Regions from separate parts of the Mus musculus genome. Here regions 2 and 3 are each linked to region 1. Evidence: chromatin loops called from intact Hi-C (ENCODE). Cell type or tissue: heart. All regions are shown on one strand. Each heading gives the region's core, and the rest is flanking DNA. Links, peaks and the distances in the headings are about the cores only.

Evidence for each region. A loop is a pair of places that touch in the nucleus more often than their neighbours do. Peaks named below come from ENCODE experiments on the same cell type or tissue, not always from the same donor. Only the 100,000 strongest peaks of a DNase experiment are listed, where the experiment ranks them.
Region 2: a loop joins it to region 1, with 2.0 times the contacts of the local background. A loop is called at or near these places in 4 of 42 quality-filtered maps.
Region 3: it touches region 1 in a loop (5-fold over the local background); 3 of 42 quality-filtered maps call a loop at or near these places.

Annotation. Positions count from the first base shown.
Region 1 is chrX:10,816,164-10,824,040 of GRCm38, forward strand. No RefSeq gene overlaps it. Among named protein-coding and RNA genes, the nearest start is that of Gm33984, 64 kb to the right of the region's middle. In heart, for the core only: a CTCF peak has its summit at 4,511; a DNase peak (open chromatin) is centred at 4,348; H3K27ac peaks cover 1,369 bases.
Region 2 is chrX:10,710,227-10,718,103 of GRCm38, forward strand. It overlaps Mid1ip1 (Mid1 interacting protein 1 (gastrulation specific G12-like (zebrafish))), which reads left to right and starts at 7,139. Exons shown (of 2, transcript NM_026524.4): 1 at 7,139-7,478; 2 at 7,761-7,877. In heart, for the core only: a CTCF peak has its summit at 3,806; a DNase peak (open chromatin) is centred at 4,705; H3K4me3 peaks cover 1,225 bases; H3K27ac peaks cover 1,052 bases.
Region 3 is chrX:10,754,705-10,762,581 of GRCm38, forward strand. No RefSeq gene overlaps it. Among named protein-coding and RNA genes, the nearest start is that of Mid1ip1, 41 kb to the left of the region's middle. In heart, for the core only: no CTCF peak of the experiment used is centred there; no DNase peak of the experiment used is centred there.

The DNA.
Region 1 (7,877 bases), core at 3,550-6,049:
TAGTTCACTCAGGAAATGTTAATGGAAACCTACTGTGTGTATGTGAATCATCATTTTTAGATATGGAGAATATGGACTTTATATCATATATGAGGGAGGCAGACAGTAGGCAAGCACATTGCATGTCAGGTACAGATAAAGAGATGTGACAAAAACACTGCAGGGTAGAAGGATAAATGATGAAGTGAAATAGACTGAGAAGTGTGGCAAGACTTCCCCAGTGAGGTAGGGAGATAAGGATAAAGTCATGGAGGATGATGTCTTAGATACTCGTTTCATTGCTGTGCAACACTGATGGCAAAGGCAACTTTAGGAAGGGTTGATTTAGGCTTATACTTCAGGGGGATGCAGACCATTGTGACAGGAAAGGTGACAGTCTCAAGAGCTGGAAGCAGCTATTCTATTCTCACTGCATCCACAGACAGGAAGCAGACAGAGATGAAAATTTCTTTCTCTTCAGTTCCTCCTTTTTATGAATTTGGAGATCCTAGTCCATGGCAGAGTGGTACCTACATTTAGGAGAGGTTGTCCCATATCACTTAACATAATGGAGGAAATTCCTCACAGATCCTACTAAATTGACTGTTAGTATAGACTATCACAGAAGAAATCTGGAATAGGATGGCAAGAGCATTCTATGTGGAGACAATTACATATGCAAAGTCCCCAGGGTTGGAGCAGGTTGAATTGAAACCCAATAGTCATAGGGAAGATGTGGAAGAGGAAGTCAGGACACATGCAGTGTCATAAAAGTCTAGGTATACATACATATTTTGCTGGTTGTGAAATAAGACAACTTGAGGTAATAAATATAGACACAACATGATCTGAGCTGCTGTTTAAAGGAAGCAACTGAGAAGAGGAAAGAGTCATAGAAGATAAGGCACTAATCCATGGTTTTGGACCAGAGTGAGGAAATGACAAAACAGGTGTGGCTGGTCTTTAGATGTTTTCTGATTTTTCTGGTGGATTATATTTAAAGGCACAGTGCCAAACCAACTCAGCTTGGCAAGAGATACAGCTAGAGTGGGCAAGAGTCTCACGAAGAGATCTGGGTATAATAGTCCAAAGTTAAAAACAGGAATGAAGGAGGGAGAGAAAGGAAGAGACAGAGGCATGGTCATTGGGGGGGTGGGAGGGGAGAGCTCTGTCCAAAGCTGCTGAGAGGCTAGGCTACATGAGATGTGTGCCAGCCTGGGAGTTGCTAACATTGGAGAGGGTAATTTAAATGTGGCAAATGAGGCTAGAAGCATGATTGGAAAGGGGTCCAGGAAGACAACAAAAGATGAGGTAGAGACAGCAAAGACAGGTACATTTCATTTTAACTTAACTACAAATTTCACCAGGGAGATGGAGTCCTAACTGGAGACAGTGGTGGCATCAAGAGAGATTGTTACTGGCGAGCAACAGTTTGTGGTAGTTTCCCTCCCCCACCCTCTATTTTTCATTATTTTTCAAGATGGGTCTTGCTCTGTAGCTCAGGATGACTTTGACCTAGAAACCTTCCTACTTTGTGCTCTGCTCTGTGTACTGGGGTTATACATATGTTCCATGATACCCAGCCAGTTCAGGATAGTTCTGTGCAGATAATACTAGCCTGGAGGGGATATGTTCATGACTGCAGGTAGGATATCTTTGAGATGAGAGCTGATAAGACCTGGAGCCCAAGGAGAAAGCAGTGGTGGTAGAGGCATTGTGGGAAGGTCTTGCTCTTGAGAATCCAGAGTCAAGATTAGAGACTCAGGGAGGTAAGGAAGTTGACAGCAGGCCTGTGTGTAGTTTTCACTTCTGATAATATCAGTGTTTTTCAGTAAAGTAGAAGCTAAGTTGTGAGATGAATAAGGATGGCGTCCTCCACCTTAGTTTACTTCATAGCATGGTTTAATAAAAAAAAAAAAAGTCTGCCTTCTTGTTTCTCTATTCAAAACTGCAGTGATCATGATAATATGTGCATATGACAAAGCTTGCTTTTTATTAGTGTTAATGAAGGAACCGAGGGGCCTCACACGTTCTAGGGAAGCACGTTACCATCAAGTTACCACTCCAGCTAGCCAGAACTTTTCATGAACAAATTTCGGGGAGAACTTGGCAATTTCTTTATTTTTTTATTAGATATTTTCTTCATTTACATTTCAAATGCTATCCCAAAAGTCCCCTATACCTTCCTCTCCCCCTCACCCTGCTCCCCAACTCACCCACTCCCGCTTCCTGGCCCTGGCATTCCACTGTACTGGGGCATATAATCTTATCAAGACCAAGGGCCAAGGGCCTCTCCTCCCAATGATGGCTGACTGTGCCATCCTCTGCTACATACGCAGTTAGAGATACGAGTTCTGGGGGTACTGGTTAGTTCATATTGTTGTTCCTCCTATAGGGTTGCAGACCACTTCAGCTCATTGGGTACTTTCTCTAGCTCCTCCATTGGGGGCCCTGCGTTCCATCCAATAGCTGACTGTGAGCATCCACTTCTGTGTTTGACAGGCACTGGCATAGCCTCACAAGAGACAGCTATATCAGGGTCCTGTCAGCAGGTTCTTGTTGGCATCTGCCTAGTGACTGGGTTGGGTGGTTGTTTATGGGGTGAATCCCCAAGTAGGACAGTCTCTGAATGGGTGTTCCTTCAGGCTCTGCTCTGAACTTTGTCTCTGTAACTCCTTCCATGAGTATTTTGTTCCCCTTTCTAAGAAGGATCAAAGTATTCACACTTTGGTCTTCCTTCCTCTTGTGTTCCATGTGTTTTGCAAGTTGTATCTTGGGTATTCTAAGTTTCTGGGCTAATATCCACTTCTCAGTGAGTGCATGTCATGTGAGTTCTTTTGTGATTGGGTTACCTCAGTCAGGATGATATCCTCCAGATCCATCCATTTGCCTAAGAATTTCATAAATTTATTGTTTTTAATAGCTGAGTAGTACTCCATTGTGTAAATGTACCACATGTTTTGTATCCATTCCTCTGTTGAGGGACATCTGGGTTCTTTCCAGCTTCTGGCTATTATTAAATAAGGCTGCTATGAACACAGTGGAGCATGTGTCCTTATTACAAGTTGGAACATCTTCTGGGTATATGCCCAGGAGTGGTATTGCTGTAGTACTATGTCCAATTTTCTGAGGAACCACCAGACTAATTTCCAGAGTGGTTGTAGCAGCTTGCAGTCCCATCAGCAATGGAGGAGTGTTCCTCTTTCACCACATCCTCGCCAGCATCTGCTGTCACCTGAATTTTTTATCTTAGCCATGAACTTGGCAATTTCTAACATCATCTTTAAAGATGTCTCTTCCTAGTCAAAACACCACACACTGATCACAACTGAAAATGCAATTCTCTTCCTCATGAGGAACATCAAATAGGGTCTTGTTTATATTCTATTCACCTTAAAATGTCTCCTTTTCCCCTTGGGTCTTGTAAGCCCTTTTTATTTTTAGATGTTGGCAGCCTTCATTTCATTTCTGATATATTAACATAAGAGCTGACTATGAGTCCAAATATTTCTGCCCTCTTCCCTTACACATTTAAAGAACTTCAGTCGGCTCCTCAGTAGATGTCCTCTTCTTGTTTCCCCTATACAGTGACTGTCAGGCTTGGGTGCACATCAGAATCTCCGAGAGAATTGTGAAAACTCAGGACATTTGGCCCCATTCACACAGCATCTGAATTGATAGCTGTGGGATGGAGTCCGAGCAAATGCTTTTCTACAACGTGATGCTGGTGTTGCTGGCTTAGGGGCCACCCTTTAAAAATGCCCTGGAGGAGTCTGAGAACTACTCATTTCCAGTAGTTTTTGAGTGAGGGCCAGACATCTGTATAACCTCTCACTGGACCTGCAGAAATGGTGGGGAGATGATAGAAGAATGGCTCACTGCTCACTCCAACCCTCTCTCTTGCTCCCAGAAGCTCCTGCATGACTCCTAACAGAGGAGACCCTGAGCTGAGTGGACCTTTGGTCCCACCTGCATAGCATCTCTGATAATTCTTCTGTTTGTCCTTCTCTGAAAACAGTCATGACTGCAGCATCCCCAGGCTGCTTTCATGTTTCAAGTCTTGATCTTTTGTGCCCCTGCCCAACCTCCTCTCACCCCAAATCGCCTTTCCCAGCTCAGATCCCTGATCTCTGGCTTTCTCCTGTCTGCTGCCAGTTGCTCCCAGTGAGCCCACAGTACAGGACAGATAGGCTTTATAATAACCCCTGCAGGCTGCCAGGGGGCTGGGCTTCCCATTTGAGTCTAGTGAGCCTTTGATTTCTAAACAGATTAGCAACACACAGAAGTGAAGCCTATAGGAGAGGGTGGAGGGAAAGGACCAGCTCTCCACATGACACATGCCTGCGGTACATCGTGACTGGCAGGTGAAGGGAAAATCTATTTGCAGCTCCCAGCAAGCTGCATGCTTTCTAAAGCACTTGCATGGCCTAAAAATATCACAAAGGACGAGAGTAAGAAAACTTTAGCGTGGAGTATTTTCAAAAATTTAAAAATAGAAAGGCCTTCGGTAAATGAGAATCACCAGTTGCTGTCCTGCTCACCACCTACAGGGCTTTCAGGATTCTCAGCAGACAGCAAGTGGCCAGTGTGGTGGGAACAGTGACATTATTTCTGGGAACAGAGTCACACCACCAATAGATGGACAGCTGAGTCAACTGTGGAGCGACGAAAGTACCATGTGGTGGGCTGTACTGATAGAGATTGACAATAAACCAGTCTGGAGAATTAATGAGATCCAATAGGTGTGGGGTTTCACTTCTGCTTTGATGAACCACTTTGTCAGACTTATTTAGCCTTGGTCTCAAATCAGGGATGCCATGAAGCCTGCAAAAGGACACTACTTCTGTGTCTCTTCCTCTTAAGGGGCTGTGTCAACCTCCCCATCCCCACAGCCTCTTCATTTATCCTAAGCGCTGTCAGGTGGACAGTTTGCTCTTGTTTTATTCTTCCTGCTTTTCTGGGGCAAGGGGGGGGGGGAATAAACGAATGCCTTCCCCATGAATGAGCTGCACTGATAATAGATCTCACAGAAAAATGTATCTGTCTATGAGCCAGATCGATCTTGGGCTGTGGGAAGTGGGGTCATATCAGCCTCATGAAGAGGACAAATGACTTATATTCTCTAGGGGATTCTATGACTGGGCTCATTGGGGTGCTCTCGGTGGGGAGGGTTTTAGATTGGGAGCAAAAGTTCTCACCAACTTCCCCAGAGAACCGTGGGCAGAAATATGGGCTGCAGGTCCAAGAGAAAATCTAATTTACTGTCTAGCTCTGTACAATAGCTGAAACAGAGAATGTTCAGTAAATGTTCACTGATTAGATACACAGGTAACGGACTGGGCTGGTATTCTTGCCAAGCTGGGGCATGTACTGTCAAAGGTGTTGGACTGGATTGGGCTGGAGATTGTTCATTGAGAGGTGAAATTAACTGTTTTAGGGTACACCAAAGTCTGGTAGGTTCTCAACACAACCGTCCCTGGTCACACATTTCTAAACATCAGGTTATCCATTGCATGCCAGGGGGCAGGGCCAGCTGTTTCCAGAGAGACAATTAGCAGGGTCACTGTGTCAACAGTGTCAACAGTGTGCCCAAACAGTTATAAGCTGACCTCAAAACATGGTCCTGTTTCCCTGAGCAGGCTGCGAACAGTGTTATCAGGCCTGTGTTTGTAAATGCCTCTTCCCAAAGACAAATTAGGATGATAAATGCTACAGGTTGCTAAATTCCCATGGCATCCTGAAAATCACATGAGGCTAGACAGCGTGGATAGCATTAAGATGGGGAAAGTTATTTATATTAAATGCAGCCAAAACAGCTAAGGCTTTACGGACATACTTAGACACACACATAACCTGAACAAAAATGTCTCTGATGGAGTTAACTTAGATATGGAAGACTGGAGGGCTGCCTAGTGTTTTGTCAAGAGCTTTATTGGTGAAGATTCAGAAAGATGGAATCTTGACTCCAGTATTTTTAATGTATACCTAAGTCTAAGAAGATTCTAACATAATATATGAGGTTCAGAGGAATCCAGTGACGTTCTCAAGGTTTGTCAGTAGTTTAAGGCATTAAAGTAAGAAGCCTGGACTTAGAATGTAAGAGAAGGTCCTTCTATGGTAAAGCACTGAAGGCTCTTTTCATGACTGAGTATCCATGCTTTCATGAAAGGCTAGGAATATTAGGTAAAGGAATTTTACTGAGTATCTTGTGCATACCTTCAATGGTGTCAGGTACTTCATATTCATGGGTTTAACTAATTCTTAAAATATACATTTATAGAGACTGTATTAAAAGAAAGCTTTTACATTTGAGTAAACCAAAGTTCAAAGAAGTAGCTAGACTAGCATCTGGATGTTAAATATGTTAATTTGACTTAGAAAAAAAATGCTTGTTTTCTATTATCACATCCCAGATAGTCAGTCAGGGGCTCAATAGATAGGCTAGTCCTTGCCCTTATCTACTACCAGAGTAGAAGGGCACTGAGTTAAGAGAAGGTAGAGGCCACAATGACCTTAGTACATGGTAGAATGTTATGCACAACCTCCTTGGTTATCAGGAAGCCCAACAAGCTTGAAAGAACAGAGTTCTAGTAAGAAATCTCAAGTTAGAAATTAAAACATGAATCAGTACTCACCTCTCCCTAAATCTTTAGCTTCTTCTACTTCTATCCTTCTTCAATTCACGTTTTGAATGAACCTCGCTTTCTCTGGTTCCAAAAAGGAACTTAAAATATTTGTAAAAGTCTCATTTCCATGAATCCCAGTATGTGAAACAAGGGCCAATAGATAGAAATTAAAAGAAGGCCACTTTAAGCCCTCTGCTGTGGCACATGCCTGTAATCTCAGCTAGTAGTGATTCAGTAAATTCCGTGTCATGCCAGAGATTCGAGTGCTTGGATTTCCCTGGACAGAGGAGCCCACTTATAGTAAGACCATGACTTTCGATGCATTTGGTGATGGAATTTCTGTTTGCTTTGTAAAGAATAGTACGGGTGTGTTTGTGTTTCCTTAAAATTGGAATCTTTAAAAAACAATTCAAGGTCATGTTTGGGTAATCAATGACCTCAAGGCCAGTCTGAGATACAGGAGATCCTGCTAGGAAGAAAAAAAAATGAAAAAAAAAATGAAGGAAGGAAGGAAGGAAGGAAGGAAAGAAAAAAGAGACACTTCAAGCCACAAGGAAGGACTAACCTTATAGCTAGTGCATGTATGGGTGTGTGGGATGAGTTTCTTGAAAATAAGCTAAGGTCTTTTCCTTGGATGTGCTTAAACAGAAGTCTGCAACTACTTTTGCATGCATTTTTGCTTTGAATGATCTCCAAGGGCCTAAAAGGTTCTAAGAGTTATTTTTACCAAGGGTGAGATGATCCATGGTTGGCTGGATTCTTTGCCTTTTCTAACTTGTCATCAAGCAATGCCTTTGTTTAGTGTGTGTATCCTATGCATCAAGACTGATGTCAATGGTAATGAGCCTAAATCTTTCTTCAGTTGAATATAAAGCTCTAGAGGGTGGAAAGATGGCTCCACACTTATGAGCATGGGCTGCTTTTCCAGAAGACCTGAGCTTAATTTCCAGCAACCACATCGTGGCTCACAACCATCTATGGTGGGATCCAATGTTCTCTTCGGGTGTGTCTGAAGACAGTGACATTGTATTCATATACCTAAAATAAATAAGTAAATAAAGGTGTTTAAAAAAGAAAAGGAAGGAAGGAAGGAAGGAAGAAAGGGGGAGAGAGAGAGAGAGAGAGAGAGAGAGAGAGAGAGAGAGAGAGAGAGAGAGAGAGAGAGAGAGAGAAGAGCTGGAGATATGGCTCAGCAGTTAAGAGCACTGACTGCTCTTCCAGAGGTCCTGAGTTCAATTCTCAGCACACACATGGTGGCTCACAACCATCTGT
Region 2 (7,877 bases), core at 2,809-5,308, 110 kb before region 1:
TCAAGGGGTCATTTCTATGGATACCATGTAGTACTAAATAAATATTTACAACAAATACTGCTGAACAAATTATGCCACACATGAGTGTTGTTATAATTCTGGCCAAGATAATCGCTCACTTTGCACCAAATGAAATTACACATGGCACTCAGAGTTTTAAAAATTAAAAATGGGTTTCCTTGTTTAATATTTTTTCCAGGAACAAAATGATAATTAGAACAAAATCAAGGTACCCATTAATGGCATACTCATAAATTTATTTCCAAATTTCTAGTAATTGTGGTATCATTTAGGAGACAAAGAAATTGATCATATGTTCCAGTTGGATTTTGTACTGCTCAAGACTAATGCTGACACAAAATGCAATCTTTGCAAGCTAATTGGCTATGAAAATCTGTGCAACCTAGCTAAAAGCTTACATAGACAACATAGGTCTCTGATCAGATTCAGGGAAGATAGGAAGGCATAGGGAGACAACTCAACTAATGTACTCCTTTAAATTTTTAGGTTTAGAAGGAGAGAGATTACAAAAAGAATACCCAATATGAGATATTTTTAAGTATTTCCAATCATAAGCGATCAATCAGAATGACAAAGGTGAGTATCCATGCATAAATGTGCTATACAAATGATTACTTAGAAATAGATTTTAGGGAGTTATAGAAAAACATTCCTTTAATAGGATCACCTTCAAGAATGTCACCTCTTTAACACTAAGATCCAAGAGCCAATAAAAATCAGAATTTTCTTTCTATGGTAGTGAAGATTGAACATACAATCTCATACAAATCAGTTAAGTGCTGTACCACTAAAGTACACGCCTAGCACAGGGGCCCAGCCTTTAGTCCCAGCACTTGGGAGGCAGAGGCAGGAGGATTTCTGAGTTCTAGGCCAGCTTAGGGATACACAGAGAAACCCTGTCTTGAAACCACTGATAAGTCTAGGGGTTTATCAGGATGACCAAGATAAAAGGAATACTACATCCATTCTTTGGCTGTATTTAATTGAGCCTACTTTCTTGCCCCAGCCCAATGTCAAATTCTTGCCAAATTCCTAGAAGTGGCTCTCCAAAATCAAGCATAACATATATGCAGGAAATAATCAATCAAATGTGTCAGTCTGACACATTTTCACAAGTTGAACATCCCCATTTGACAAGCATCTAACACCTTGCTGAAGAAACATCATCATGTCATTGTTATTTAGTTATTGTAGATTTCATTGTGAGACACAGTCCCACCATGTAACTGGAGTGGCCTGAAGCTCTCTATGTGGACAAGGATGGCAGACCTGTTTTGTTCTTTGTTGTTGCTACTTAGTTTATTAGCTTTCTAGTAATATTTCAATTCAAGTTTTTTTCTTTAACTTGGCAATTTCATTTTATGAGTCTTCCTAAGGATTTATTATTTTCCTATTTTTATCAAAATCTTCTATAGTTATTACTTCTTTTGAGTCACACTTTTTTTACAGACTTATATAATTTATTTACTATCAATTTCAGCCTATTAATTTTGCATATTACTTTTGCTTCTTACTCATGATTATGAGATTAGCCTACACATTCTATCTGGACAGTATAATAAAATATAGATGAAGTCTCTAGATTATAGCATCTAGGTTTTGTTTCTTTCATTATTTGAGTCAGAAAAATAAATACTGTATAAGATACTTACTGATGGGACATTTGAAAGTGTCCATTGGGTAATATATTTATAACAATATAGTCTCAATAAAATGCAAATGATGTTAGAGTTTGATCATGTGAAGTAGGTAATTAATTCATCTTTGCTTCCTATTTTAAGTTTATGTTACATACTTTTAAACTATGAATTTGATTTCAAAGAGGAACGTTCTCATTGTATTTACTTATTTATTTATTTATTTATTTAAGCTCCAAATGCTGTCCCCTTCCAGTCCTTCAGTTTTGTTTTTGTTTTTGTTTTTGAGGGGGGAGTGTTGTTCTTTTTTTTTTTAAGTGGATCTTGGCATTTGAAGAAACTAAATAATTAAGTTTATTTTATTGCTTTAATTTTTTTCTTTTATTTTTTGGGAGGTATAATATTTCATCATTTCCATCTTTCCTTTCTCTCTCAAAGTGCTCCCATATCTTTTGAATTCATGGGCTCTTTTTGCATAACTTATTGCTACACACATATAGGTATGCATATAAAAGTTCCTATTTGGTATTTTTAAAAAGTTACAACAGGTTTTGCCCTTCTTTTTACCTGTTATATTAAAATTTAATGTATCATTATCTACGTAGAATTCTCAAATAAATAGAATTGCTAAGAACAAAACCAAAGTTATTCATTAAAACTGTAAGTTTTCAGCTGGGCGTGGTGGCGCACGCCTTTAATCCCAGCATTTGGGAGGCAAAGGCAGGCGGATTTCTGAGTTCAAGGCCAGCCTGGTCTACAAAGTGAGGTCCAGGACAGCCAGGGCTATACAGAGAAACCCTGTCTCGAATATATATATATATATATATATATATATATATATAAATATATAATTAATATAATATAAATAATATATATATTATATTATTAATATATAATATTATATTATATATTATATATTATTATTAATATATAATTAATATAATATAAATAATATATAATATATTATTAATATTATATATATATATATATATAATTTTCCCTATACTCAGAATTTCTGCCATGACACTGTTCCTGTTTTATTTATTTTATATCCACAGAGGTCAGAAGAGTGTATTGAATCCTTCTTGAGCTAGAGTCTCAGGTAGTTGTAAATCACCTCATGTGGGTGCTAGGATCAGAACTTGGGTGCTCTGGAAGAGTAGCAAATGTTCTTAATCACTGAACTATCTCTCCAGCCCCTATTTCTAGTTCATATATCATGTAACAGTGGTTGATCTGTAACACTACAAAAATATTCTCTAACTCTATAAGAAGGAAGGTGGTCATTACCGTGAGAGCTCAGTAGAACACTTAGCAAGTTTGCTCATACTATTCTGTCTTCTGGATCTTGGTATAATTAACAGGATTCATAGCTGACTGGAAAAAAATACGCCAAAAATACTAAATAATGAATTGATATCCCTCTGAAGGAGCTCTCCAGATGTTTAATCCCACTTTGCTCTTTGTACAGTACTCACTGGTACCCATTACCAGTAGTTTGGATGAATATAGTGAACAGTTAACAAATGTGTAGGTAATATCCAAGTGTAATAGAGCACAAAATCAGAATTCAAACTACTGAAACATGCTGAAGTAATGATCCAAAATCTACTTAGGTAAAAGTAATAGAAAGTTTTGTATTTTGGTCCACAAAATCTCTTCTACTTAGTAATAGGATACACAAGTTTTGTTGCATATACAGCAACATATAAATGTAACCTAACCATTAAAACAAGTCCCTTAAATGCTAGGCAGCATTCTAAGAAGTTTTTATTTGTTGCGTAGTAAAAGAGCATTGCATCTGGCACTGGAGAATTAGGTCTAGAAAAGTTACCATTTACAATAAAATAGGTGCTTTCACCACTCCTTTTTGTCCCAGGAAAGGTGGTACTTGGAATGAGGTCCAGATGTGAAACTTGTAGACATGCCCAAACAACTTCCAAAGACAGTGACCAGGACGAGCTCAACCCAAAGCATGAATTTGTTACAAGAACTGAAGGTAACTGACTTGAGATGGAGTGGACTCAGGGAGACCACTGCTAGACTCACACGCCAGCCTCTATGTGCTTCAAGACTTTCTGAAGAGCTCTAAAACCATTGACCTGATACCAGAGGATGGAAAGCACAAAACGTAGGCAAGGGTGACCACTTGGTGGAGATGTTGTGAGCAATTTCAATACAAGCAGAAGGTTGGACTACATGGTCTTTAAAGGGAGAGTGCAAATGTCATATTTCCAGAACAGTTTTCATGAAGATATTGCTTCTAAGTTTTGTATCAGTGTGATCAAAACTCTCCTTTGTCTTGGCTTGGGGGCGGTTTCTAGTCTTAAATTCTTACTTTCTGTCCAACCCCAAGCCAGACCTTTTTATTTCTTCATTCCTTCTTCTTCCACCAGTTCACTTTTGCTCACAACTTTGCTTTGCAATTTCTGTTCGCCTCTAAAATGCCTTGTTCTCCTAAGCCATCAAAGAGACGCAACAGGAAGGGTAATTTGCGAATTGACTGAGGTGGGGGGGGGGGTTACAGGGGGATGATGAGCCAGTCAAGCATCACTTCCTGGTTACTGATTAAAGAAGGGATTCTACCATTCAGCATTTAAGAGCTTCTCAGTTAGAGCTTAGGACAACGTAGAGGGGATGCAGGATCTCAGACCAGGCTTCTAACAGGAATCTAGCACGCTGGTTAGAAAAAGAGAGACCTTGGCGCCTCACCTGAAGTCAGTACTCAAAAGCCATTTACTCAACTGATCGTTACTAGGGTTCTCTTTAGGCAAAAGGAATCCTGGACAGGTCGCTGGGAGCTTTCTGTCAATTCCAGATCGAGATAGGGAAGGTGCCTGGAGCAACCAGAGAAGCTGCCTAGTTTTTACTGGGCCTGGCCCAACCCGTTTAGTACCCATGTGACCCCCGGAATCGTTCTTTATTTTTTTTACAGCCTTGCTTTAGGAGAAAACTGGCTGCAGGCCGGTTGCCAGGGACGCCTGCCATTAGCTCTTCAGGGCCAGGGTGAAAGAGGACACTTGGGGGGAGGGGTTTATGGCTTCTGACTGGCTAGGGCCAAAAATTCATTTGCATAAGTCTCTCAGAAGCTTTCTGATTGGCTGGGGCAAGAAGGGTGGCGATGGGGTGATTCCAAGGGCCCGGAGCTCTGGCCTGAGGACCTTTTCGTTCTGAAGTTACCCGGTGGGTGTGAGTTATTGTGTGGGCAGGGGGGAGCTGGGAGGCCCGGTTTGGGAAGTTTTGCCGGCAGGTGCATGAGCCATTACCTGGCAGAGTTTTAGAAATGTGTAAGAACAGCAACCGAGAGTCAAGACACTAGAAGATCCAAGCAGAAGGAAGGAAATTGATCCAGATGAAGGATGGAGGCCAAAGGGAAGGGGCTAGAGGCTTTCTCCACGGCTTAGCTAATTTTCAAAGTGGGATGCCTTTACTAGGCAGTTGGGATTTCCGTTTTCTGGGAGCTGTTAGAGAAAAGAAGGCAGGATTCCAGCATTTAATAACCCAAAGCAATTCCAAATTTTCATTAGGGTGCATACTTAAAATATCCAGAGGGTCTGGGTCTCAGAAGGGGTCAAACTACATTTTAAGTTATGAGAAACATCAACTACTGGTAACCAGGTAATGTGTTTTTCTAAAGCTCTCTTCCTTGGCTCTTGTCTGCCATAAGGGTTAAAACAAGCCTGGACTGTTTTGAACACCTCTGTGCAGAAGAAGTGGTAAAGGTGAGGGTGAGGTCCTCTCTGGTTCATCTTAGCCTATTTCCCTATTTTTAAGGGTTCAGACTCTTGGCAGAAAATGCCTCTAAACTGTGATGAAGCCCTAAGTACTTTACAGTGTACACAGTGAAGAGTTTTACCGCCGATACCTCATTGAACCCTAATAGAACCCTTTGCCATAGCCCAAGAAGAAGTTCCTTTTTATTGCTAAAGCAACACTGGAAATTTTTCTCTCATGGGAGACACTCCATTTTGTTGACAAACAGAGGGTGGAAAAGTTTTCAAATCTGGGCATAAGAAGAGAAAGGCTGAGGTTATTGTTATGTGTCAGGTTTACACAATGCATGTTTCCCATCTACATTCTTCTTTCCACTGATCTCCTTAGCTCCACGGGGCAGATAACAAACATTATTTCATGTTTAAAAGAACATGGGACACTGAATCAGAAGGATGAGTAGCTGTCGTTCCAAATCAAGCTGGCTGGCTGGCTGGGACTGTGTCTCCATACATACATACATACATACATACATACATACATACATACATACATAAGAAAGCATTGGAAGCATGGGTTATGATCTAGAACCAGTAAACCAGAGGGAGATGGAGATTTGCCAGTCTGGGTTCTAGAGTTACCAATGACTTTTCTGTCTGTTATCAGCTCTTGTTCCCTTCAAAATTGAAAAGAGACATGATTTTCGGTAGACAGTACCAGTCCTTCAAGAAAAAACAAACAAACAAACAAACCCACATGCATAAGTGTCTCTCCTTGTTTGGGGCGCTTTTTTGTCTTGCAGGGGAATGCCATACTAAAACTTCCCCCCGAAGACTTTAGTGGGAAGAAATTTAAAATTAGAAGCCTGAGTCATCTTATCTGGAGGAATGGAAGAGCTGACTGGAGGTTGAGGGATGTGGCAAAGGAAATGAGATGGGAAATGAGTATGGGCTCAGGGCTGGGAACCTGAAAGAGGAGTTTCAAGTGTAAAACTTGAAAGGTAGATCCAGGGCTATGGTACACAGCTTAGGCTTATTAAGTAACCCTTGCTTAAGAACTATCTTTTGAAAGGAGCACTTGACACACACTCCAGAAAGTTATTGGGTATACTCCCATTTTTTTTCTTTAAATGATAAGATATACCCAACACCAGTCCTAACTTCTGCCACCTTCTCCTAGTCTTTTTGATAGCCAAAAGGGCCACAAGGCCCAAGTTCACACTCCATTGCCATGCTCTTATCTCTTGGTGGGGGACACAAAACTATAGATCAGATGACCAGGGTGCTCTTCATACCTGGCAGCAGTAGTAGGAAAGACCCCGCCAGGAGGGAAGCAAATGCCTCAGTGTTCCCATCCCCCTGCAGCTGACCACGACCTGGGCCGTGGAGGGAGCACCCCATGTCCACGTGCATCCGGCATGTCCTGCTAACTCTTCTTACATAAGATTCCCAAGTATGGAGTCAGGGCAGCTGTGAATCCCTCTTACCCGACGTCTAATAATAAATCGAGGCTAAATTTCCGGACTGCAGTCACTCTAGGTTCAGGATTGAGGGGCTCTTTTGCAACCCGGACACACAAGCATTCCGGTCATCCCACCCGGAGAGTGCGCGCCAAGCCCGCCCAGCCCGCGCGCGCCAGTCCGCCCTCTGGTTTGGACGGCGGCTCCTTGGGCTCAGTGCCTCGCCCTCCCTCCCCCAAACAGCTTGTTCTGGGTTTGGTGCTGGGGTGCGGCCGCTCCATCCTCCCAGCCCTACCCTGCCTTGCCCTGCTGGGCCGCCCTGCCTTAGCCCGGGTATCAGGCGAGAGGCGGAGCCACCCGGCGTGCCCCGCCCCCGCGGTAGAAAGGGTTGGGCGAGTGTTACTCGCGGTCAGGGCTGGGACCTTTTATCTGTGCTGCTGGAGGAGGTAGGAGGAGGAGACATCAGGGGTGGTCCTGGGCGCCTGGGACACCTTTCCCGGACTATAAATTGAGCACCTGGAATGGGCAGGGGGCCGGAGCAACCACAGTCGCCCTTACTCACAGTCCGATCAGTGACCGCAGCAGCGCCCTTGGGCAGCCACCGTCCGCAACGCAAGCACTGAGAACCAGGGGATTTCGCAGTGCAAGAGGTGGGTGTCCCCGCCCTTTGGCAGCCCGGGCTAATATGGTTGCTTTCGCTTAGGTTTTAGAAGGGAGAAACCAGAGAGTCCGGGATGGGGGAGATTTTTTTCTCCTTTTTTTTCAAAGGTCTTCTGCTAGTATTGGAGGAGGTGATACCGGCTGGTCCCAAGGAACCACCCTTGTGCCTTCTCTGGCCAGCCTTGGTCAGGGTGGGAGCATCGCGCGGACCGGATGCCGGGCATCCTAACCGGGTGGGTAATTTGTTCTTTTCGTCTCTGTCTCCCAAGCAGAAAAAGGCTAGACCCAGCCACCCACCGTCAATCCTGAGCCAAAGATAAGAGCAGCCGGGCCTCACGAAGGGCTGAGCTGAGAAAGAAGCAAGTTAGAGAGGGCGGAGAAGGATCTGG
Region 3 (7,877 bases), core at 2,809-5,308, 62 kb before region 1:
CTTTACTGATATCAAAAGAATTTTTACATTTAAACACTTTAACATGTTTTATTAGCATATATTGGTTATGAGTATTAATGTGCTTCATTATGACATTTTATACACCTATGAAATGTATTTTGATCATGTTTGTCCCCTACCCTGTGTCCTTCTCTCTCTCTTTTTATGTTTCCCCTCTCTTATTCCTCTGCTCTCCACCTGCTTTTGCTATATAGTACTATAGAAAATAACACAATAGCACGAGCTTATGCTTCGGGCAATGTTCTGGGGCTGCCTTATGCAGCATGCTCAAGAGCTATTTGTTACAAATTTGAAAGTAGCTAGAATTGGCAATAGTGAGAATATTTACACTGCAAAAATTAGCAAATGCTACAAATCATGTTGTTGTTGTTGTTGTTTTTCTCCCTCAGAGAGCTAGTGGTTAAACATTGCCAGCACCCACTGGCTGGAGCTCATTGGCAGAAACTACTATCGAAAGGCTACAGAAAAAAAAAAAAGAAAAAAAGAAAAAAAGATGAAAACCATGGGTGGCTCTAACAGACACTTTAAGTGAGAGAGGCCATGCTCCAAATATTTGTTATTTCATGTTTCATATTTCATATTTGTTATTTCATATTTCATATTTCACTGTTATTTCATTTCCATGAAGTTCTAGAACTGGGAAACCAATCTGTGTTGAAAAGAAAATCAGGATGGGGCTATGTCTAGAGGAAAAACTTAACTGTGAAGAATTGGAAGAGCTTTCTGGGATGATGGAAATATTCTGCATCTTAATGTGATTATCCATTGCCTTTGTCAAAATGCACCCAATCAGGCATGTAAGCTCACTCTGTCTGGTGTAGTGTAAACAACTTCACCTCAGAAGTAAGGAAAAACCATGCCATCAAAGCCTTTTATCCTATATAAGAGGTTCGCTTGGTGTACATGTGTCAGCAATTTTAGAATTATTCGTGCATTCTACGTTTGATCAAATAAATAAAATATTAAGAAAAATTTGAGCTAGTTGAGTAACTGTTGAAGAAAAGTGCCCATAAGTAAGTAACTAGGGAGAGAATCAACACTACAGAACACTAACTGTACTACAAATGTATACAATGACTTCATTGAAAAGGGTTGCTAACAAGTCACTTAAGAATGATTTGATTCTATAGGACAAAGGGATAAAGAATTACACATAAATCCCATATCCTCAGTGATTTATGTTAATAATTCTGATTCTGGTACTGGACCTGAACAGAGTCACTTAGCAAACTGATGGTGGATGGTAGAGTCACTATTGGAATGGAACCTACAGGGGAAAAGAAGAGAGAGAAACCTACAATGATCCATGCCCTAAATGAGTTCCAGTTGGATATGCCAACATGGATCTATGTTTATACACACACACACACACACACACACGTGTGTGTGTATGTATGATTACAACAGATGTAAATATACACTGCTTCATGTCCCTTGAGTTTGTTTGTCCTGTCAGCTAAGAACATGAAGCGATAACCTCCAAGGACTGAAAGCATACCTAGGGATTACATTTTCATTTCTTATTAGAATTTTCCAATAAACAAACAAACAAATGAAAAGAGAAAAATAATTCTCTTGAAGTTGGGCAGGAAGTGTATAAGTTGAACTGAGAGCAGCATCTTGTAGCGGGAAAAAAATAGAATGCAATGAAACACTCCAAAAATCCATTTGATGGGAATACATCAAAGGGACACAACGCTAACTGAAAGTACTCTAGGTGGGCAATGCTGGGAAAATTTGAACAAGATAAATAATATTGATTGGAATAAAAAGTATAAAATAAATATCCATGAGCCTGTGCTGATATAAGTAATTAAGTAAACAAATAAATAAATAAATAGGAGAGGAGAGACAAATCTCCTGCATAAGTTCCAAGGAACTTACGTGAGTACTCTGCCCTTAAAGGAACAGAACACAACTGTCTCTTCTTTCCATGTAGGCTGTATATCGTTTCCTTCCAAAGAGTGCAACATGGAGAAGATGGGTGGGAAGTAACTTTAGAGTGTAGACACCTAATACAATCTTAGCCAGGTGATCAGTGTCAATACCCACCGTGATCAATGTTGTTAATAAGTCTCCTTGATGATATGATGTAATGTGATAACAATGCAATTCACATCTATGGTTATTCTCCTCAAATTCAAAACTACATTCTACTGATGAGAAAGCATCAGGCAAATTCTATATAGAGGGCTGTTCTATATGACACGTAACTAGTGTTATTCAAAACTGTTAAGGACATGACAGTCGATGCAAATGTGAGAAACTGACTCAGCCAAGAGGAATTTAAAGGTACATGACAGATATGAGCTGAAGAGATGGCTTGATGGTTAAGAGCATTTACTGATCAATCATGAGGGCCTGGATTCAGAGCCCAGCATTCACCTAACAAGTGGGCCAGTTCACAAAAGCCTATTACTCCAATTCAGAAAATCTGATATCCTTTTATGCTCTCTGAGTGCACATAGGCACACACACTCATATATACACATGCACATACACTCATGAACTTACATACATATACACATATAAGCAAAATCATAAAATAATACCTGATAATTAAATGTAACCTGCAATCAGCGATAGGATTCTAAAGTAATAAAAGGAATTCTGAATGAAATATGCCTCCAGTTACCATTAATACATCAACATCAGTTTATCACCTATAATCACACAAATATACCACACTAATGGAAAAACCTGTAATAAGAAAAATTAGACATGAGATACACGGGAACTCTATTATTTATAACTCAGTCGCTATAATTTTGCTAAGTCTGAGATAGAACAAGAAAAGCTTATTTAAAAACTCAAAGCTCCAGATATAGATTACTGAAGGTCAACAGGAAGAGAGGGGAATTCAGCTTGGATGTGGGATTTGGATATATGAATATCAGGCTGGTGCTAGTCTTTTGGGGATTTTGAGAGGCCTTCTGTCATGATTATCCTCTCTTTTCAGAAGAGGGCTTTCAATGGGCACACCACTGGACATACCCAATCTGATATGGACAATTTTCTTCGTACACATTGTATGTGCCAGCATAGAGTGCAGTGTAAATAGAGCTTGCACAGAAACCCCAGAAGGCCTAGAAAGCCCACAGGACCACCAAGACTTAACTGAGGAAGAGCTCACACTACCCAACCCAAGCTCTGAAAATGCAATGGGCAAAGCAGCTTTCATGAATTTATGAGCGTACCTTATTCCCATGAAGCATAAGGATGTTACCCTTCAAGGACTATTTTCTTGAGCCTTTTCATAAATAAATAAAAAGTTTAGAATAACTAAATGAGTCCTCTCTGAGTATTTTGTTGAATTTCATTATATGACATAATCTAGCAATTTAAGTTGATGACCTCAAACAACAGCACTGACAATATGACTCAGCTCTATAGACCCTGGCCAGACTGTGGTCACTATTTGTCAAGTCTATCTAAATAAGAGCTAGTGGTACCAGTATCTTATGCACTAGGAAAATCATCAATAGAGAAATGTCTACATTTATATTTCATGGATTTTTTGTGTGTGCATAGTTACCTGGTGTTTTATTGGGTAAACTTCACTGATAAATTCTCTGTCCTTGATTCTCAGCAACTAAGATGGATAATCTGAACCTGGTTAGAATGCTTCGGAGCAACCTATTGAATAGAAGGTGTACTCCATGTTGCATGGTTTTGGTTCCATAAGGTTATTGGGCAACATGAGTAAACATATTCTAGACTTTCCCTACTTCTTTTTTGAACTTTTACAATTGGGAGACTCTATTGTGGCCAGAGGTCAAGATATTTGTTGTATGGCAGTTAATCTAAGCTAAGGGTTTTATTACTTATTTCTGGAAAAAAATATTACTGAGTCATATGTTGAGCCTGCATCACACTAGGACCAACCAGAGTGGTTGAGACTGAGGAAATCACATAGCAATGTACTTTGGTAACTCCTTGGTACCCATCAGGCAGTTGTTCACTAACAGGGATGGAAAAATTGGTTTCAGGAAAACAATTCTCTCTCTGACTTTTTGTTTATTCCATCATGGTGATCAGATCTCATCAATAAAAACACATTGTTAACTGACTTTGCCCCAGGGCTTTGAATATGTGCAAGGAAGCCCCAAAGCAGAATTGAAGAGAGATAAGAGAGATGCAAGGTTCTATATGTAGTGATCCAAGAGTATGATTTCTGCTGTCCAGAACGTTCTACCCAGTTTTCAGCTTCCACAGTGTACCCAGAAGTGGGAATGACAAATACCACTGTGTCATTGGAGCTGTCACTTTGCAGAGTGTCATGAATGATGATAAAAGACAGACACAAAATCCAGCAAAAGTTGGATTGGCTTTCCTGTCAACACCACTGAAACGGGAGATGGGAGACTATTGATAGAAAGCACTCAGTGTCCCCAATGCCGCGTTATATAACAATGACTGTACTGTGCAAAGTTACCTTTCACTGTCTCTGGAGAAGCAGGGATGTGTTCTTCTGCAGAGTCTGCTTTTAGAAGAAAAAAAAAGATTCTTGTACTTTTTTTTCCAAAGGAAACCAATAAAGAGAGAAAATGGAATTTGAAAATTTAGAACTCCACCAGACATTCTAAGAGTATATTTGGGAACAACTCTTACAACTTTAGTCTCACTATTAGGAAGAGATGGCAATATTTGGGCTTTGCAACAGCAGCTGGGGCTATTTTGAACCATCTAACAGTAACCTGATTATTTGCTTTCCCTGTTGTTCTATGTTGTTAGCAATACTAAAACTATCCTCAGGACTGTTAATGGGATATGTAAATAACATAGCCAAAAGTACTTCAAGACCTGACATTGATGCTGGGGATATAGCTCAGTTAGTAGAGTGTTTGCCTGACATGTGTAAGAATCCAGGATTAATTCCCAGTACCCCATAAAACATGGTGACACAGGCTTACAATTTCAGCCCTTAGGAGGTAAAGTGAGGGGGTTCCAAGCCACCCTCAATGACATAAATAATTCTAAGCAAACCTAGGCTACATGAGACTGTTTCCAAACACATGCATACACAAAAGGACATGACACTGAAACACCGTATTTGCTAACTTAATATTTGTAATAGATGGCTGCTGGTATAGCACACACTATTGAAGTCTTGCTGTGTCCTCTTGGCCCAGCTTTGAATTTGTCTACAGTGCTTCGGAGCTCCTGTGCATACCAGCAGGTGGCCATTTGGGACTCCTCTTAAGGCACCTTCCTCTAGGTACCTGTGAAGTTTGTGTGTCTCCTGGCAGGAGAATTTACAGAAATGCTGGGGGAAGAAGGATCCCCAGAAGCAAACCTTGATCAACAAAAATGGGATTTAATAGACCAATATAGCAGACTCCATGTCCTTAGGCAAGCCAGTTCTGGGGATACATGTTTCCTCAATGGATTCCCAGTAGAATTGAGCTCTGTTTGCCCATAGGGGAAAGCAGCTTCTTTTCAGGTCTTTTCTCTCTTCCCTCAGCTTCTCTCCACGGTGTTTCCTGGCATTACACTCTATAGAAACTGTCTGAACCTAAGTGCTTTCTCAGGGTCTATTTCCTGGGAAATTGGAACTAAAAAACTGTTGCTGAAATTAGCCACTGCAGAGCAAGGGCCTTTGAGCCATAAAAAAAGTCATGGTCCAAAAACTTATTATTTATGGCTACAGAGTGATTTATCATGTGAAGACAAATAGATGCAAGCTGGTTTATGGATTTGTAGCAAATGATCACCTACTATTGAAGTAATAAGAAACAATATTTTTGGACTGTGAATATAGCTGGAAACCAAAGGGGAAAACATTTCTTTTCTAATGTGGAAGCAAAGCGACAGCTATATGATAACATGTAACCCTTGTGCTCAAATGTCATAGATTTTATTGTGTTCTAGCATGGAGAGGAAAACATGGCTAACATGTATGCACAGTGGGCTGAACAAGTATGTGGCAAATAAAAACTGTCCAAGCCTTTCAGTTCAATATCAATTTATTCCTCTAAAGGAAAATGCCACCCTAAACATTTTTACTTGCAAAACAATCTTCAAGCTATAGTGCAATTTATTTCACATGACATTTACCGAAAATCAACAGAAGTAGTTTTTATAACATGGGAATCCACAAATCACGTTTTCTCGCTCCGGTTATGCATTGTAATCTCTTGAGGTCTCTTCTGGTGCTGCCCTGGGAGTGAGCCTTTAGGGATGATTGTTTCTGTTCACATAAGCATCCCTTTCTCAATGGAAAATTTATATGATTCCCTACTAGGGTACTGACTGCTGCCTGTTTCATTTCCAGGCCCACAAAGACGCCCATTGACAACATCCTGCCTTAATGGTTGCATTGTCTCCAGCCTTTCCTATGGTGGTCAGATGAAACAAAAATGAAAGGCAGAAATTAAATAAAGGGAAACTAAAGAAGATACATGCTATATTAAGGGAATACTTTAACAAATACAAAAAGTATTTAAATACAGAAGACTTGGGGGCTGAATTCAATGGTAACAATTTTAACAGAATCCAAGAAAATTTGGTGACATTATTGATATCCAAACTTAGCCCATTTTTATTCCAAATGTCTTTTGTCTCTTTCCCACACATTACCTTCTAGACTGGAGGATAGGTTTCATATCAGCTGAGCTCAAGTGTAGTTGACCTTCCAGTCCAGCCTGCTGTAATTTGCTACTGGATGCTAGTCATTGTAATTTCAATTTTTTTGTGTCTGTTTTTAATGATGGTTTTTACACGTTTTAGCCTTCTTTTTATTCCATCACTCACCAGAGATTAGTGGAAAAGAAAGGATACAGGGGAAGTGGACTTGTTTAGAAATTGGTTTTTGGAGTAAATCTCATCTGGGTGGTCAGGAAATCAGTTCAGTCCATAGGTCAGCAGCAGCAGCTTGATCTTCTGGTAAACACTTTTTGGATATACCAGCAGTCCAATTTAGTAGAGTCAGGATGGTAAACAGGAATTAGTTGTGGTGGCAGGACCTAGCAGAGACAGTCAGGCCTCAGCCTCAGAACAAGTCAGTAGGAGGGACCAGCAGGAATCTCAGAAGTTCTTGGCTGTGTATCTTTCAGTGAAATAAAGAATACTTCATCACATATCTTTTCATGTGTTTATTTCAGTAGAACATCCTTTCACCTCCATCTACTTCAGCAAAATGTTCCTTCACAGAAAAGTCGACCTTAGCATTTCACTGTGTCTACTTCAGTGAAATGTTCCTTCATGTGTTCCATCTAACACAACTAACTTTCCAAAGAACCCATAAGTTTCCACTTCAGGTCATCAGTTACTATTGTCTTATTCAGAAATAATCATCATCTTATATTTTTAACTCATGGAGGTTTCCCACTGATTTAGCCTAGATTTTGGGTATTAAAGACCTCTAATTTCTCACAAGGACACAATAGTTTCCAAAATGATAATAAGTTAAATATAATAATGGGGGAAGTTCTTAGACAAGGAGAGTAGGCTTGGAAGGGCAGAGAATATACTTTCCATGAAATGTGTGTGAACACTTTCTTGATTTGTTCAGAGCAAGCAGGACAATTGTATGATAGTCAAAATGTAGCTGTTAGATTCCCTGGATCTACAATTATAGAGAGTTGTGAGCTATCATGTGGGGCCAGGAAACTGGACTCAGGTACTCTATAAGAGCAGCAGGTGCTCTTTATTGCTAAGCCACCTTTCTAGCCACTTATTACTATTATTGTTATTTCAATCTTCCATTTAAAAAGATTTATTTTTATTTATGTGTATGTGCCTCTGTGTGTGTATGTGTGTGTGTGTGTGTGTGTGTGTGTGTGTATGTGTGTGTGTATGTATGCACATGTATACTACATGTGTGCAGATATCTTTGGAGGCCAGAAGAGGATGTC